Regions from separate parts of the Homo sapiens genome. Here region 2 is linked to region 1. Evidence: chromatin contacts called from ENCODE Hi-C or POLR2A ChIA-PET data. All regions are on one chromosome and are shown on one strand. Each heading gives the region's core, a stretch centred on a gene start or an enhancer-like site at or near the end of the contact. The rest is flanking DNA. Distances are from core to core; before and after follow the strand shown.

The links. A loop is a pair of places that touch in the nucleus more often than their neighbours do. ChIA-PET counts read pairs that join two places held with the same protein, here RNA polymerase II (POLR2A). Pooled maps may share reads with other maps.
Region 2: POLR2A ChIA-PET joins it to region 1 with 14 read pairs in activated T-cell. The contact joins the promoter of C1QTNF5 here to the promoter of THY1 in region 1. A Hi-C loop is called at or near these places in 2 of 50 pooled maps. POLR2A ChIA-PET finds 5 or more read pairs at or near these places in 11 of 52 experiments (AG04449, AG04450, BJ and 6 more).

Annotation. Positions count from the first base shown.
Region 1 is chr11:119,421,751-119,425,710 of GRCh38, reverse strand. It overlaps THY1 (Thy-1 cell surface antigen), which reads left to right and starts at 2,539. Exons shown (of 4, transcript NM_006288.5): 1 at 2,539-2,598. All of the region lies in intron 2 of USP2-AS1 (USP2 antisense RNA 1), which reads right to left. RefSeq lists enhancers at 2,661-3,226, 3,227-3,793.
Region 2 is chr11:119,339,633-119,342,332 of GRCh38, reverse strand. It overlaps C1QTNF5 (C1q and TNF related 5), which reads left to right and starts at 1,450. Exons shown (of 3, transcript NM_001278431.2): 1 at 1,450-1,638; 2 at 1,893-2,149; 3 at 2,485-2,700. The coding sequence starts at 1,936. It overlaps MFRP (membrane frizzled-related protein), which reads left to right. Exons shown (of 15, transcript NM_031433.4): 12 at 349-476; 13 at 561-1,638; 14 at 1,893-2,149; 15 at 2,485-2,700. The coding sequence ends at 785. RefSeq lists a silencer at 2,232-2,331.

The DNA of each region.
Region 1 (3,960 bases), core at 1,290-3,789:
AGGATCACTTGAGCCCAGGAGGTCAAAGCTTCAGTGAGTGGTGATTGCACCACTGCACTCTAGCCTAGGCAACAGAGTGAGACCCTGGCTCAAAAATAAAATAAAATAAAATTTAAAAGATGGGACCACTGTAGTCACCTCTGTGATTCTAGAAAGACAATCTGATGAAATGAGGGAATGGCTGGCAGTCCCTAGGTCATGCTAAAGGACTGTGTGTTTTTAGAAGAGTTTTTATCCCCATATGTTTCTGGGTGGGAAAACAGGAGATGGTGGGAAAAGAGAGATCTAAGAGACCAACAGGGCAGCCGCAGTCTTCTGGCAGGAAGTCTTGCCTTAGCTGGATTCCTCTAAAGCCTTGCTGGTTTCAGCACTCCGATCCTATCCACAGTAAATGGAGTTTTAAAATCTCCTCCCTCCACCACCTTGTGCTCTATCCCCTGACCTCAGATGTCTAATCAGAGCCATTAATTCCATCCAATCAGAGATCTTGCTTGGCAGACACAGAATTGCCACACCTTCTACAGTCTATACTCCCCTCCCCTGCCTAAAAGCAAGGTGCTTGGGGACCCAGAAATTAGGCCAGGTCCTCATAACCTTATCAAAATAGCACTGCTAGGCCTTCCACCCAGCAACACTCAGAGACAGGGCCAAAGAGTGGGAAACGGAGCATCCAGGGCCTCAGCCAGCAGAGCCCAGATGCCTTCTGCAGTTAAGATCCCTGGACTCAGAATCAGAAAGCTGTTAAGCAGGAAGGAGTGCGCTGCCATGAAGAGGCAGACAGAAGCCAGAGCCAGTGTGTCTGGAATGCATCAGGTAGATGAATGGGAAGATGGCTGGGATGGAGTTGGAGGGAGGAGGGAAGTCAGCAGCCAGGGGCCAGGACATTCATGGCCTTAAAAAGTATCCTACAAACAAGAAGCCAGGTTAGCTCACCTATGAAGAGGGACAGTCTTACCAGATCATGTGTTAGAGTCCCCAGATCCTGGGGAGCGTGAGAAAAGTGCAGACTCAGCTGGCTCTAGTACTAGATTAAGGAGGTCCTAGGTGGGCAAGGCCAGCTGCATTTTTCATAAAATGCCCTAGAAACCTCTGCAGTTTACCAAAGTGAATAGCTCCTTTGGACTTAACCATCTGCAAGGCTCATTCCAGTTAGAGTGTTCCATCACCCTAAATGCTGGGAAACCAAGCGAATCTCCTCCCACTTGCAAGCTTCCAACAGTGGCTTCCAACAGTGCCACTGCAGTATCAGAAACTGCAGGGAAGGTGCCAGGGCTGACTTCCATGAAGAAATAGGAGAACAGGCAGGCAGACATTGGGGAGGCCCACAGAATGTCGTGATCAGAATTCATAAAGAGGCTGGCAGGATACAAATCAATCAAATAAACGTTAGTTCAAAAAAATTCACTACACCTGTGAGTGAGAGAAAGTCATCAGCACTGTCTCTAAAAATGAGCCTAGGGCTTCTGGTGACATCCAATCGGTGGGTTATCAGGAGTGCCCCAGGTGATCAGGAGTTGGCCTCGACTCAGTCCTTTTTGTGCTGTCTCCTCCTCTTTCCCAGAGTTCCTCTCTCTCTTCTCCCACTAGGCAGGGATGAGCAAGAGGAATGGCTCACCCTTGAGAGCTGGGGTCCATAGCCCAGGTCAGTTCTCCAGCTCTCCCACTTACCAGCCAAGACAGGAGGTGAGGATTGAGATGGGATGAACCCAGCAGGCGGCCATGGGTTAAAGGTCGCCATGAATGTAATGTGCCCAGCACAGTGCCTGCTAAAAGGCAACACTCCCTTCCTGGTCTGAAGACCAAACAAGCAGACTGTACTCAGGAAAGCCAGAAGAACCTTCCAGCTGTCTGGACCAGAAGGTGCCAGCCCAGGGGCTGAAGAAGACGTAATGCCCAGAGCAAAAAGCGCCTGCAGCCCCCTGAAGGGCTGGGTGCTCTGGAATAGATGAGGGGGCGAAATGGGGCTGGGGACCAGGGACGGACAGGGTGGGTCCAGCACCTGCCTCGCTTCCGAAGGGCTGCTCCAACACTGAAAAACACCCAACCAGCTTCCTTTCAGAAAGACTGGAATATTCCAAAACTTCTCACTGGAGGCTCCGGAGGAGGTGGGCTCCAGCTGAAAAGGAAATGTGGAGGCGTGGGCGCTCCCGGCCTGCATCCTGCACCTCTTACACTTTGGTTTTCCCACAGACTCCTGAAGAATAGGTCAGAAGAAAGGGTTAAAGCCTTAAAAGGGGAACAACCATTGCGGGGCTCAGGGAGGAGGATAATGTTCTTTGGGCTGCCGCACCCTGATCCCCGGGGTCCCGAACCCTCCCGTCCCTGGCCAGGCCTGCCAGCCACAGGGTGAGGGCCCCCTTCCGCCGCAACCTGCCACTCTCACACCAATGCGGGACCGCCTTCTCTTCCTTCCCCACCCCCCACCCCACCCTGCCGTCCTTTCTCCCCCAATCTCCGCCTCTGATTGGCTGAGCCCCCGGCTCCCCGCTCCCCCTCTCCTCCATCCCCGGTGAAAACTGCGGGCTCCGAGCTGGGTGCAGCAACCGGAGGCGGCGGCGCGTCTGGAGGAGGCTGCAGCAGCGGAAGACCCCAGTCCAGGTGGGAACTGGAGCCGGTGGGACCTGGGGCTCGGGGACCGCCGTCAGGCGCCCATGCAAGACTTCCCAACACTAGGCTTCGGGCCACGGTCCGAGGGCGCCCAGGGAAGAAGGGCGCAGAGCTTAGGGAGGGGCCTGCTTTCCAGGCAGGGGCGGGAGGGGGATGCTTCTGCAGGGCAGGGGCCGCGTGGCACCCTGATGTCTTTCGGGGAAGGCGCTCCCGGGCTTTCGCCCGCTGGGGGACTGGTGTCTGGGGCTGGGGCGCTGGAGAACAGGGAGGAAGGGCACCAAGGACAGCCTGTGGGTCTACATTCCACCCAGACGTCCCCAAACCCAGCTCGCAGAGGCGGGGAGGAGGACGGATGAAACTGCGGGGAGAGGATGGAGGATGGCGAGCTAGAGGGAATCTGCCGGGTGACCTCGCGGCGGGCTGGGTGCGGGGCACCGGAGGAGAAGGAAGCCGCAGTGCCGCAGGCGGGGACTGGGTGGAAGGCGGGCGGACGGGGGAGGGGAGAGCTGGAAAAGGATGAGAGAGGGGGAAGGGGGACTCATTTGGGAAAGGAGAGGATTGGAATACGGAAATGGATTAAGGATGAGGCCCGCCGGGGGCTTGAGAGGGAGGAAGAGCAGACCTTCTCTGGGTCTGGAGCCGCCTGAGGACACAGACCAGAGGAAATGAATACAGACTGCACCTCCCCAGCCGCTCTCCACCCCTCCCCTGGCTCTTCTACCCTCTCCAGCCCCAGACCCATTTCTTCCCTTTCTTGCTCTGGCCATTGCTCCCCCTTCCCCTCCTAGATCCCAAGCCCGCACAACATCTCAAACAAGAGTCCTCGATTCAAAAGCCAGATGCCGACCCCCCTTCCTCCTGGATCTGGCTCAGGGCAGCAGCTCCACCCCGGGACAGAGAGAGCATTGATTGTAGCTGCAGCCGCCGCGGGATCCTAGCCTCACCCGTCAAGGGGCTGAGCGCCAGGGACCCTGAACTCGTCTAGTGGTGCGCCCTGCGCACCCGGGCGCACTCAACCGAGGCAATGCCCTGCGCGCTCTCGCGGGTGCACGCCCCTTCTGTGGCCTCTCCTGGGCGAGCACTGCTCTGCAGATAGGCTAGACTACCGGCTCCGCGTCGCCTCGCCAAGGGTTGGTTCAGCCAAGGCTGCAAAAAACAAAAAAAGACCAGGCAGACAGCCTATCCAGGGTGGCTATTGAAACTGGGCTGGAAAACTGCAGTCCCAGGAACTCCAGAGAGCTGGACATTGGGAAGCATCCTTGGCTCACATACAATCGGAGATCACTATGTCTTTCTCTCCTCCAGGAACACGATTAGCTTGTGTCCTATCCAGATAGGAATAGATGCTCCCTA
Region 2 (2,700 bases), core at 201-2,700, 82 kb after region 1:
AGCCCCTTTCCACAGCCCACACCAAAGATGAAGGCATCCTCTTACACAGAGCAGGGGGTTTCTTCCAGATGCCCAAGCAGTCCCTGCAAACGCGGGTGCCCCATGTTCCCTGAGATTAAAGACGTGCCTGCATGATGCCCAGGGCTGGCAAGCGATGCTGGAGCAGGCTCTCAGGGATGGCAGGGATCCTCAGAGTGTGTACAGCCTGTCTCTTTGTTATCCTCTTGCTTCCTCACAACCACCCCCATTGGACCCATGTACACACAGGACCGAGCGATTCGGTGACTTGCCACAGGCCACAGAGCCAGTGAGCAGTCCCCACAGTGGCCCTCCCCTCCACCCCTGCAGAGCTGGCCTGTGAGCCTGTCCAGGTGGAGATGTGCCTCGGTCTGAGCTACAACACCACAGCCTTCCCTAACATCTGGGTGGGCATGATCACCCAGGAGGAGGTGGTAGAGGTCCTCAGCGGTTACAAGGTCTTCTGGGTGGAGGGAAGGAGGGCGGGCCTGGGAGGGGAGGAGCCTGGGAGCAGGTGCCTGAAGGCCACTCTCCCTCCGCAGAGCCTGACAAGCCTGCCCTGCTACCAGCATTTCCGGAGGCTCCTGTGTGGGCTGCTTGTGCCCCGTTGCACCCCACTAGGCAGTGTTCTGCCCCCTTGCCGCTCTGTCTGCCAGGAAGCGGAGCACCAGTGCCAGTCTGGCCTGGCACTACTGGGCACCCCCTGGCCCTTCAACTGCAACAGGCTGCCAGAGGCAGCTGACCTGGAAGCTTGTGCCCAGCCCTGACCCTGAAGCCGGCCCCTGCCCTCTTCCTGCCCGTCCTCTTTTGCCGGTCAGGGCTGGCACGCAGGGGAACAAAGGAAGGAGCATCAGCAGGGTCTCTACCCATCCTTCTCTGGGGCTCCCAGGGAGGGGGAAGAGAAGTCCTCAGCTGGGGCTCATGGGACCCTACCACCCTCCCTGCTCCTTCCTGTCCCTTTACCGGTCCCAGGCTGCTGACTGGCCCCACACTGTGCCACCGGACAATCGAGACCACTTCCCATCCAGGCCTCTTCCCCTTTCCATCTGCTTTTTCAGCTTCTCCATCGCCTGCCTTCTGACCTTTTCCTTGATTCAACAAAAATGTACTGAGCATCTATTCATGTGGCAGGCCCCTGTCCTAGGCCCTAGGGATCCAACTGGCTGTCTGCCTCTAGAACTCTCCACCCTCATCTCTCTGCGTATTTCTCCCTGAAATGGGGTCTGGTCCTTGGTCTCTGCCACTGCCCTGCCTCTCCTCTGGCCCTGGGAACAGGAGGTGCCCTGTGTGTCCGTCTCTCGAAGTTCTGCCTCTCTGTGCCCAGCTCAAGTCTCTCTCCCCCTCCTTTCTCCCCCTAAACTTTGGCCGGCCGCCGGGCGACACCACGAGTTATTTCCCAGCTATTTCCCGGTCCGGGAGCTCTTGGCCCCTGAACAACTGGTTTCCTCTTGGAGTCTGGGAGGAGGAAAGCGGAGCCGGCAGGGAGCGAACCAGGACTGGGGTGACGGCAGGGCAGGGGGCGCCTGGCCGGGGAGAAGCGCGGGGGCTGGAGCACCACCAACTGGAGGGTCCGGAGTAGCGAGCGCCCCGAAGGAGGCCATCGGGGAGCCGGGAGGGGGGGTGAGTCTGGCGGAGGAGGGGAAAGGGGCTGGGGAGGGGACTGTGGGAAAGGCTGGCGCGGGCCGGCGGTGGGAGGGAGGGCTGGCCGCTCCCACCCTCTCGCGCCTGCCTGTGCTCTCCGGATGCTCGGCCCTGCGAGCGCTCAGCCTCAGGGGCACGGCAGTGGGGTGGGGACCGACTGGGCCGCGCCGGGGTGGGGAGAGAGGCAGGTCCCAGGATTCTGGGTCCCGACTCCAGTCCTGCCTGGTCCACAGACTGCGAGAGGACCCCGGCGTCCGGGCTCCCGGTGCCAGCGCTATGAGGCCACTCCTCGTCCTGCTGCTCCTGGGCCTGGCGGCCGGCTCGCCCCCACTGGACGACAACAAGATCCCCAGCCTCTGCCCGGGGCACCCCGGCCTTCCAGGCACGCCGGGCCACCATGGCAGCCAGGGCTTGCCGGGCCGCGATGGCCGCGACGGCCGCGACGGCGCGCCCGGGGCTCCGGGAGAGAAAGGCGAGGGCGGGAGGCCGGGTAAGAAGGCACCGCCGCGGCTATCGGTGGCGATGTCCGAGCAGGCGCGGCCGCAGCTCCAGCTCCCGGTGTCCGGGACTCGGGTCTCCCGCCAGGGGGCGCCACTCCCCGCGCTTTGCAGCCCTGAGCGGGGGAGGGGCCCAGGCGGCGGGAGCCCCCTTGGCCAGCCCCCCAGATCTGCCCTGCGGGAAGGGGTGGAGGAGGTACCCGTGCGGGAGGAGGCGCTGGCCGAAGCTCAGGCAGGGGCGGGGAGGGGTACGGTGACCTTAGAGTCGCCGCCCCGCTGCGGGCTGAGCCGCCGCTACTCTCACCCTGCCGCCCCGCTTACCCCGCAGGACTGCCGGGACCTCGAGGGGACCCCGGGCCGCGAGGAGAGGCGGGACCCGCGGGGCCCACCGGGCCTGCCGGGGAGTGCTCGGTGCCTCCGCGATCCGCCTTCAGCGCCAAGCGCTCCGAGAGCCGGGTGCCTCCGCCGTCTGACGCACCCTTGCCCTTCGACCGCGTGCTGGTGAACGAGCAGGGACATTACGACGCCGTCACCGGCAAGTTCA